2 separate regions of the Homo sapiens genome follow, and region 2 is linked to region 1. A link is an interaction called in ENCODE POLR2A ChIA-PET data of the cell type or tissue named here. Cell type or tissue: Panc1. All regions are shown on one strand. Region 1 overlaps NUAK1 (NUAK family kinase 1). Region 2 has its middle 84 kb from the start of NUAK1.

Region 1 (5,000 bases):
GTATTGCTTCTTTTTTTTTTTTTTTTAAGACAGGGTCTCACTTGGTTGCCCAGGCTGGAAAGCAATGGCACAATCTTGGCTCACTGCAACCTGTGCCTCCTAGGTTCAAGCTATTCTCCTGCCTCAGCCTTCCAAATAGCTGGGATTACAGGCACATGCCACCACAACCAGGTAATTTTTGTATTTTTAGGAGAGATGGGGTTTCACCATGTTGGCCGGGCTGGTCTCAAACTCCTGACCTCAAGTGATCCTCTTGCCATGGCCTCTCAAAGTGCTGGGATTACAGGCGTGAGCCATCATGTCCAGCCTGTATTGCTTCTTGAGTGTGGGATCTATGTTGCTTCTTGAGTGTGGGGTCCATATCACATTCAGCTTTCAAATTTCTAACTTCACTGAACAGAGTGCTTAACACGAAGTAGACACTCCACTCAGTAGACTAGTGGTTCTCAAATTTGTTGAAACACAGATTGCTGAGCCCCACCCAGAGAGTTTCAGATTCAGCAGGTCCTGGGTGAAGCCTGAGAATCTGTATTTCTAATAATCTCAAGTGATGCTCATGCCACTAGCCCAGGCACTTTGAGAAGCACTGTAAGAGGTGTTTGTGATGTAAATAAAAGATAGAATGGATAAAAATTTCCCTTAAAAATCCTATCACCAAGGGCTCCAAAAATGAGCCTTCAAATGACCAGGATAAAAGAAATATATTACCAACATTTACTTCTAGATAAGAGGCAAAAATAGAAGCAGCAGAAAAAAAGAATGGCAAAAAAAGATCAGGGAACCAGATGAAAAACGAAAACTATCAGAAAAACTTTAGGGACACCACTGGTTGGTTTCCTTTTAGCCCAACCTGATAACTTCTTATAATCTGACCACGAATTAAAAATAAGTTCATTTTTCTTTTTTTTTTTTTTTAAACAGAGTCTCACTCTGTCACCCAGGCTGGAATGCAGTGGCACGATCTCAGCTCACTGCAACCTCCGTCTCCCTAGCTCAAGTGATTCACGTGCCTCAGCCTCCTGAGTAGCTGGGACTACAGGCATGCGCCACCACACCTGACTACTTTTTGTATTTTTAGTAGAGACGGGTTTCACCATGTTGGCCAGGCTGGTCTCGAACTCCTGACTTCAAGCCACCTGCCCACCTCAGCCTCCCAAGGTGCCAGTATCACAGGCATAAGCCACTGCACCCAGCAATAAGTTCATTTTTCAGCCACATATTTTTAAATATTCTAGGGAAACACTCTGACTCAGTAAAACCAAAATTGGGAAATTTTCATAAGAAAATAATCAGAAATGAATGTCAAAATGATGCACAAGGAGAGTTGTGAAGCCCTGTTTATAATAACCAGAAATTTGGAACAACTTAAGTGTTTGGCAAAAGAAATTAGATTCAATAAATTATGGTATGTCCATAAACAGAATGCTATAAAACCTTTTCAAATGTCCTTACAGGGGAATATTTATTGATACAGAAAAGATGCACGAGACAACAAATGAAAAAAGAATCAAGCTAAAAAACAGTTTAAATAGCATGATCTAACTGGACAAAAACCACAAATAGATACAGAGAAATAGATAAATATAGAGATATGGATAGAGAGCTATTTATCAAATTGGGAGTTAGAACAGAAATTATTTTTTAATTTTAACATTTCGATTTCAATCATTTCTACAATAAACACATACTGCTGTGTAATTTATTTACAGGGTCTTAAAACATAAATGATAGTCTGTGGGCGGTTTATTCTCTCCATTTCTTCTCATGAAGGACCAAGGAGTTGAACTGAAGCCTGAGCGTCTGTATAAGCTTTTCCCCATGCTGCTCTTTTTTGCAAACACCAACACAATTTGGGCTCCATTTATAAGGCATCTGCTGCACCAACCCTCTTTCTTGGTGCTTACTGGACCTGCTCAGGGTTAATTTCTAACTCAAAGAACCTAACTTGGAGTAACTCCGTACCACCAGCAAAGCGACTGGCTTTGGGGAATGACATTTACAATGTATCCACTGTTATTTGGTCACCCAGCAAACTGTCATTTTTCAGAAACCAGGGCTGTCTCACAAACTGGCTTTCAATAAGGTGGGTTGCTTAGCAACTGCCAAGGAATTAAGAAGACAGAATAAGGTATCCGCCAGAGATATTTTATGACCAAAATGAGCTGCACTCATGTGTCTGGTTGTGTTCAAGGTAACCAAGTAAGAGATAACACCCGACTATTTTTGCATCATGAGGAAAAATACTTGGCTTCTGCCCAGAAGGGCAATTATCTCAAAGTCTTGGCAGGCCCCATGGTATGAGAAATGGTAACTGATATGGGGGTTAAAAAAAAAAAAAATCACTGACCTTCATAAATACTGATGATATGAGGATGGTTGAGAGATGACATGATCTCAATCTCTCGTCTGATGTGAACCATGTCTTGTTCATCCTTAATTTTGTCCTTACGAATGGATTTTATAGCAACCTATAAAGTCAGGAAATGAAATGTTATTCAGAGAGCTAAACAGATGCAAATCAGCCATTGGGGGAGTTTGGAAAATAAATACAGATGTTACTTGTTGGCAGAACTGACAATAACCAAAACAAAGCTTGGAAATGCCCCCTTGTCATGTCTTTCATACACAGCAAAAACACCCTTCTCCTGGCAACAGAAAACATCAGGTTTGACAGCCTGGGATTTGTGATGGTGGTTTTGTTTTTGTTTTTGTTTTGTTTTGTTTTTGTTTTTTCATAAAGCAGAGGCTGCTTAACATGGCCAGAGTCGTTTACTCGAAGAACCCTGATGCTTTGAAAAAAGAAAAAAAGGCAAGTTCAGTTTACAGGGTACTGATGATTAAACATGGTTAGGTGAAATTGGTACCACTCAGTTCCACTGTGCAGCTGCCACAGCAGTGGCTATAAAAAATCATTACTGCCTGGCCAACCTCGAGGCCAGCTCTGCCTCAAGCCTCGGCTTTTAAGACTCCAGGCTATGCTGTGTTTACGCAAGGGCTCAGAAGCGAATTCCTTCCTACATCCTTCCTCTTGCCCAAGCCACCTTCAATAGCACATGGTATGACCAGAGGGCTCTTCTGGAGACAAATCAGGGTAAAACAAAGGTAGTGACAGCTCATCTCCCTGCCCGGCCCCTGTCAATTCCCAAAGCTCAGTGCCAATGTTGCAAATGCAAACTGCAGAGACCTGCCAGGGCCAACACATGGAGCAATTACTCAAAAGAAACACACCGAGAAAAAGGCAATGAATGACAATAGGAACCTAATAAGGAAAAGTGTGTTCGCCAATGGATTCATCTTTGCTCATAAACAAGCTGGTCAGTAACTTAATCAGATTGGCTCTAAGGGGGCCAAAAACTACTTCAGGAAGGGAGTATCCACGGGTAACAAAGAAGCCCACCAATCAATTTGCTGCCGGATCAGAAAGCCTGCCTAGTTCCCTTCCAGGCTGGTCCTCTTGTGACCTCAACTCTCACCTGTGGAGGTCAGGTAAACTTTCCTAGGGGAAAGGCAGCTAAACCATCCTTCTGGATTATAAAGGCATACAGTCATCTGGAGCAAAGAAAGTCCTCATTATCAGCAGCCCACGGCCACACCTTGCCTATCACACAGTCAACCCCAGCCAGCCTCAGCAGGAATATATTCACTTTTAGGAGCACGTGCTACTTCTGACTTGTACCAGCTCTCCACCAAGCACTACAAACAAAAACATTTCTAAAATGCATCAGTCCATCTATGACTCAACAAGAACTGGGTAGCTGTTATGACTGTTTTTGCTATGTATTGACCTCCCAAAAGACAGGTTATGTCTGACTAGCAGCTCCTGGGATTTCTCCTTTGCAGTCCTTACCCCAGTTGTGATTAAATCAGCATTTGTGTCTTTACTTGACTCTACACTGGTAGGGATCTTATTCACTGCTTTATTTAACTTCCAGTCCTTAACACCATGCTTGGCATACGGTAGACCCGGGAAAACATTTAGTGTAGGCAGGTAGGCAGGTAGATAAAAAACGAAGGAAAGATGAAGGGAAGGAGGAAAGGAGGGAAGCTAGAGGGAGGGGAGGGTTGCTGTTATTAATTGATGCAAGCTCAGACCAGAGAGGTGGTAGCAGAACTGGGGAAAAAAAAAGGGGGAACCACCCCAGTTAAATAATACTGCCACGACAAGCATAATAGTAAGAAGATTAAGAATTCCTTTAACATCTATCTACACAGGCAATAGAGGAATAGCTAAACAAATATAAAACACAGGGGGCCCTGCTGTAAACCCAGGGGCAGGCTCCACCTCCCTTCGACCCTGGGTGGACCCATGGCTGGATAGAAGGAGGCTGCATGGAGATGAATGAGCCTTCCAGCTTAAAGGCCCCTTTTCAGCAGAGAGCCAGACTCAGAGCTACCCCAAGTCCTCACCACAGCCCCATTCAGTATAGGGCAAGAAAAACTTCCCTTCACTTACGTCAAATGTAAAGATATGACTGGATGGCTTTATTTTATCTGAGGAAGGGCTGTAATCCTGGGACCTTGTTCTGGGAGGAAGCAGACAGTGAACACACACAGGCTGTGGAGGGTGTGGGTGGCTGCTGGAACAACTCCTACATTCCTCCATAAACTAAAGATGGCCGAGGGTAGAAACCACCCCTTTGATTATGCAGCAAGCTGAACTTGGCCTCAAGGAGGCTCTATTGTCAAGTTACAATAGGCATAAATTCTTCACCATGCAGGGTCAGAGGAGGGTAGCAACATTCTAAAGGGTAAAAAAATAGGCCCACTTGCTGATTCCCCCTAACAGTCCAGCGAGGCGGAGGGTCCCATGGTGCAATCGCCAGGGGATGCTTTCAGCTGGGTGTGAAAAGGAAAGTGCCCACATTCTCATCAAGCCTTGCTCAGCACTGAGGAAACTAAAAGGGCTCCATAAATGTTAATAAGCATAGTGGCTGTCTCTCCACAAAAATTTTCCCTTTTCCTACAATGATTTTTCCACTGAAAATGTAAAAGAGGGTGCA
Region 2 (5,000 bases), 52 kb before region 1:
ATGTCCCTTTGTATCTGACCCTTATCCAGATACTGAAATTGAACCACCATAATGAGCCAAGTATCATATTCCAAAAAATCTGCCAGACATTCCTGCCGTTTCAGCTTTATTGAATTACTATGTAGTGCAGCCTTAGAAATATAAATCATGGAGAAGCAGGAAATGCATTTATTTCATTAACCCATCTAGACTTCGTTGAATGTCTGCTAGTGCCTCTCTTAAAAATAGCCTTAGAGTCTTACCCCGCAAATATGTTTGAATTCTGTTTACCAGCAGCAGTAAACCTGACGATAGACTATTGTTTAATTCCTATTTCTCCTCAAAAGCACTTTCACTCCCATTTAGTTGGCTGCATGTTGTACAGAGCTTTAAAGAAGAACATCCTTGTGTCCTTTGTCATTTCTTGGTCTTCCACGAAGTAGCTGGCCAGACTTGCTTTTTTGCTCCCATTCCAATCAACCAGCCACAAAGAGGAAGAAATAGTTCCTGAGGTTGGCAACAGTTATCTGGATGCATGCAAAAAGCCCAAATCACCTTGGACACCAAACTTGGTGCTCTGTGAAGGAGTTGCACAGGAAAATGCTGAACTGATAGAACCAGTAATGAAGACAGAGATGATTTGGTCATAGCAAGCAGCTTTGCAAGCTTAGATGGCAGAGCAGAATTAGGACCAGAAGCTCTGGAGTTAGATGGCCTGGGTTCAAATTCAGACCATAGCACTTATCAGCTGGGCAACTTGAGCCAGTGAATTTCCTTCTTCCAATTTCCATTTCATCAACAGTACTAATGTTTACCTCCAAGGGCTATTGAGAGGTGGCTTCAAGAAAAACAAATGAGTGGGCAGGGGGGACCTGTAACCTACAAAGCATCACTCAACTTTGTTATTATTATGACACTCAGACCAAAGAAGACAAGGGACATATATGTCTCAGCTTGAGACAAAATTTCAGAGTTTATCCTTGCCACATTTCCTGTGAGAATTCCTTTGCTTTCTCATCCTGTCCCATTTCCCAAGGGGCCTATGTTGTTCTCCATGATTACTCTTAATTAACACTTAATAAGTCTCTCCTGAAACATTAATAGCTGGCCAAGCCTTAGCTGACAATGGCTTAATGTATGATACCTCCCAGGGATGTTGGCATTTATTTTAATTTGAAAGGAGACCCTAACTTCTCTCCTAACCACCCAGAAACTCCACTAGGGTCCAGGGAGACATCCCTAAAATGTCACCATCTGGGCCTTTCCCACATGATCATATTGAAAGTTTGGGAGAGAGTAAAAGAATGAAGAGGAAGAAAGCAAAGGAAAACCCACTGGGAGCTACATTTCCCTCCCAAAACAACAACAAAAACCTAGTGCCTGGTACACAGTAGGTTTTCCATTAATAATCTTAAATGGAGGAATAAATGATAGAGTTAATGAACCAGCAAACAAATAAATGAAGAACTGCCCCATAATTTCTCCATTCACTCACAAGGAAGAAAATAAATAAAAGCTAACTTTGGCAGGGCACCTCTGAGAAGTCACCAACTATAACAGCAAACTCCCTGCCTAATCCTTCTTACTGGAATTGTAGCACTAAGAATAGCCAGTTTGCTTTTTACTGACTGGGTTCTTACCTGCCTTCTTTCTGGAATGTGGTCCAAAAAAGGGAAGAATGGGATCTTGATCATGATGAAGGGCACAGGCTATGAAGTCTATCATATTTGGATTTTAGACCCAGTTCTGCTAACATCTATTTGTAATTGGGCAAAAGACTTAATCTCAACTTTTGCTTCTACCCATGAAGGAGAAACTCCTATGGGATACACCCTGACCCACTGAAAACACAATCTACAAAGAGAACAAAATATATTCAAGAAGTGTTTTCAGACATTAAACAACAAGTAACACAGGACCATAATCACCAATAAAAGCAAAAACTAAAGTAAACCAGGCAATTGCACCATCTTAACCTGGAATTAATTTCTGGACTGAATCACCAGGAAGATGAACCCAAACAGAGCAAGTCACAGAGATCAGGGAGGCCAGGGTAGATAGGTTTGGAAAGCACAGAGTACTGGAGTAAAGGGAACTATACAAAGAAAGAGCTCCAGAAATTTGCATAGGGGCACTCTGGATCTTTAGCTAAACACTAATCTCCACATGCAAATGAGGCTGGGCAAAGAATATTAACAGAAAAAAAAAAAAAAAATCACTGGAGAGCTGCAAGCCAAACAATTCTCAGAGCTCACCCAGGGCTGAAAATGTTCAAATTCCCACCAGCCAGAACACAGAGACATTGCTAAATACACAGGAAATTTAGTAACACTACGGAAGCTTTATGCCTTAATAGTGGGACTAAATAAGCCCTTCAGTAAAGGGATTAAATTAACCATTTAAAAATATCAAAATTGAGCCTCAAAAGAATCAAGCTGAATTGCATCCAAGTCACTCGACCCACCAATACAAAGCATAACATTCTTCAAAGGGATATAACAAAATCCAGCAATAACCAATATAAAATACACAATGCCCAGCCTCCAATTAAAAAATTAGTAATTATGATGAGAGAATATGATTTGTAAAAGAAGAAAAATCAATCAATAGAAACATCTATACATTGTAAAGATGAATGAGTTATCAACAAAGGACTTTAAAACCTTTCAGGTATGCAAGCTCAAGTATTTAAAGAAAAACATGAGTATAATGAAAGAATATATATATAAAGGAACATATATATACACTATATATGTAGTGTGTGCACATATAGATAGATCTATCCATAGTGTATATAGTGTGTGTGTGTGACACACACCATACACACACACACGCCAAATGGCACTTTCAGAAATGAAAGAATTTCAAGAGGAGCCACAAAGAAAAAGAAAAAGACTGAAAAATATAAACAGAGACTCACTGAGCTGTAGGACAATATCAAACGGTATAACATATACGTTGCTGGAGTTCCAGAAGGAGAAAGATGAACAGAAAAAATATTGAATTTATAATGACAATTTTAAAATCTAAATTTTTTATGACATCTATAAACTTACAGATGCAAGAAGGTCAATGAGCTCAAGGAAAGATAAACACATAGAAAACCATACCAAGAGAAATCACAATCAATTGCTAAAGAAATAAGTAATAAACGAAAAATATGCAAAGTTGCACAGAAAAACAGACATGATAAACCCAGAGAACAAAGAGAAAAATTATCTCAGATGTCTCAACAGAAACTATGCAAACCGGAAGACAGGGGACTGATATCTTTGAGGGATAAAGACGTAAAATGTCATGTAAATTTTGCTAACTGGAAAAAATATCTTTCAAACTTAGAGTTGAAATAAAGATTTTTTTTCAGACAAACAAAAGCTGAGAGAAGTCACTAATTGATCTTCACAAGAAGACATATTCATGGAAGTTCTTCATGAGGAAGAAAACTGATACCAGAGGGAGACTTGGAACACAAAAGAGTGAAAACACAGCAACCATAAGATTATAAGTAAATATGAAAAGAAGAAATCAACATGGAAATCTGAAAATATTTTGAAGCAAATGAAAATGAAAACACACCATGTCAATATTTGTGGGATGCTTCAGCAATTATTAGACAAAACCATACAGCTTTCGGTGCCTATACTTGAATAGAAGAAAGGATAAAAAATAATGACATTAAACCTTTCCACAAAGGAAATTCCAGGTCCAAATACCTTCACTGGTATACTAAATCAAATATTTAATGAAGAAATAATGCCAATTGTACACAAACAGTTACAGACAATAGAAAGGACGACAAGATTTTCAAACACCGTTTAAGGTCACCATTGCCCTGATGACAAAACCAAAGACATTAAAGAGAGAGAGAGAGAAACTATAAACCAATGTCTTGCATGAAAAGAACATCTTTTACAAAATATCAGCAAAACAAATTTGGCAATATATTTAAAGAACAATACAACATGAAGTGAAAATTATCCCAGGAAGGCAAGGTTGGTTTAATATTCAAAATTCATTCAATACAATCACCATATTAACATAGTAAAGAAGAAAAAACATAATTATCCTAATAAACTTAAGAAAAATATTTAACAAATTTCTTTACCCATTTATAACTTTAAAGAAATCTCTCAGCAAACTAGGAATGTAAAGAAACTTCTGGCCAGGCACAGTGGCTCATGCCTGTAATCCCAGCATTTTGGGAGGCCAAGAGGTGGGTGGATCACCTGAGGTCAGGAGTTCGAGATCAGCCTGGCCAACATGGTGAAACCCCATCTCTACTAAAAATACAAAAATTAGCTGGGCATATTGGTGGGCCCGTGTAATCCCAGCTGCTTGGGAGGCTGAGGCAGGAGAATTGTTTGACCCCGGGAGGTGGAGGTTGCAGTGAGCCAAGATCTCACCACTGCACTCCAGCCTGGGCGACAGAGCCAGACTCCATTTCGAAAAGAAAAGAAACTTCCTCGACTTGGTAGAAGACATTTATAACTAACATTATACATAATCGTGAAAGACTTAATATTTCTCACTAAATTCAGAATGAGGAAAGACATTTGCTCAGTCTATGTCTATTCAACATGATACTGGATATCCTAGCACTAGGTGTGTTTTGTTGTATTGTAATGAGGCGAGGAAAAGAAATACAAACATACAAATTAAAAAGGAAGAAGTAGAACAGATTTTATACACAGAGAACCTAAAATGGAAAATCCACCCACATGGAAAATTCTACTAGATCTTTAAAAACAACTAGTAGGTAGGACTACTAAGTGAATTTAGCCAATTCATAAAATTCAACTATATTTCTATATACTAGCCACAAAAAAACTTGGAAAATAAATTTGTAAAGAATTCCATTTATAATAGTTCAAAAGTATAACATACATAGGAATAAATTTAACAAAAACAGTGTAATTCCTGCGTACTGAAAATAAAAATTAGTGCTGAGAGAAATAAAAGAAGGCCTAAATAAATACATACACTCTGTCCATGAGTTGGGAGACTTAGTATTGTTAACATGT

Evidence for each region. ChIA-PET counts read pairs that join two places held together with the same protein. Peaks named below come from ENCODE experiments on the same cell type or tissue, not always from the same donor. Only the 100,000 strongest peaks of a DNase experiment are listed, where the experiment ranks them.
Region 2: POLR2A ChIA-PET joins it to region 1 with 5 read pairs; 3 of 35 experiments call an interaction of 5 or more read pairs at or near these places.

Annotation. Positions count from the first base shown.
Region 1 is chr12:106,104,058-106,109,057 of GRCh38, forward strand. It overlaps NUAK1 (NUAK family kinase 1), which reads right to left. Exons shown (of 7, transcript NM_014840.3): 2 at 2,348-2,468. Among named protein-coding and RNA genes, the nearest start is that of NUAK1, 32 kb to the right of the region's middle. RefSeq lists enhancers at 2,820-3,565, 3,566-4,309, 4,310-5,000. In Panc1, a CTCF peak has its summit at 4,672 (motif pointing right); no DNase peak of the experiment used is centred here; H3K4me3 peaks cover 215 bases; H3K27ac peaks cover 4,154 bases.
Region 2 is chr12:106,052,211-106,057,210 of GRCh38, forward strand. No RefSeq gene overlaps it. Among named protein-coding and RNA genes, the nearest start is that of NUAK1, 84 kb to the right of the region's middle. In Panc1, no CTCF peak of the experiment used is centred here; no DNase peak of the experiment used is centred here; H3K27ac peaks cover 51 bases.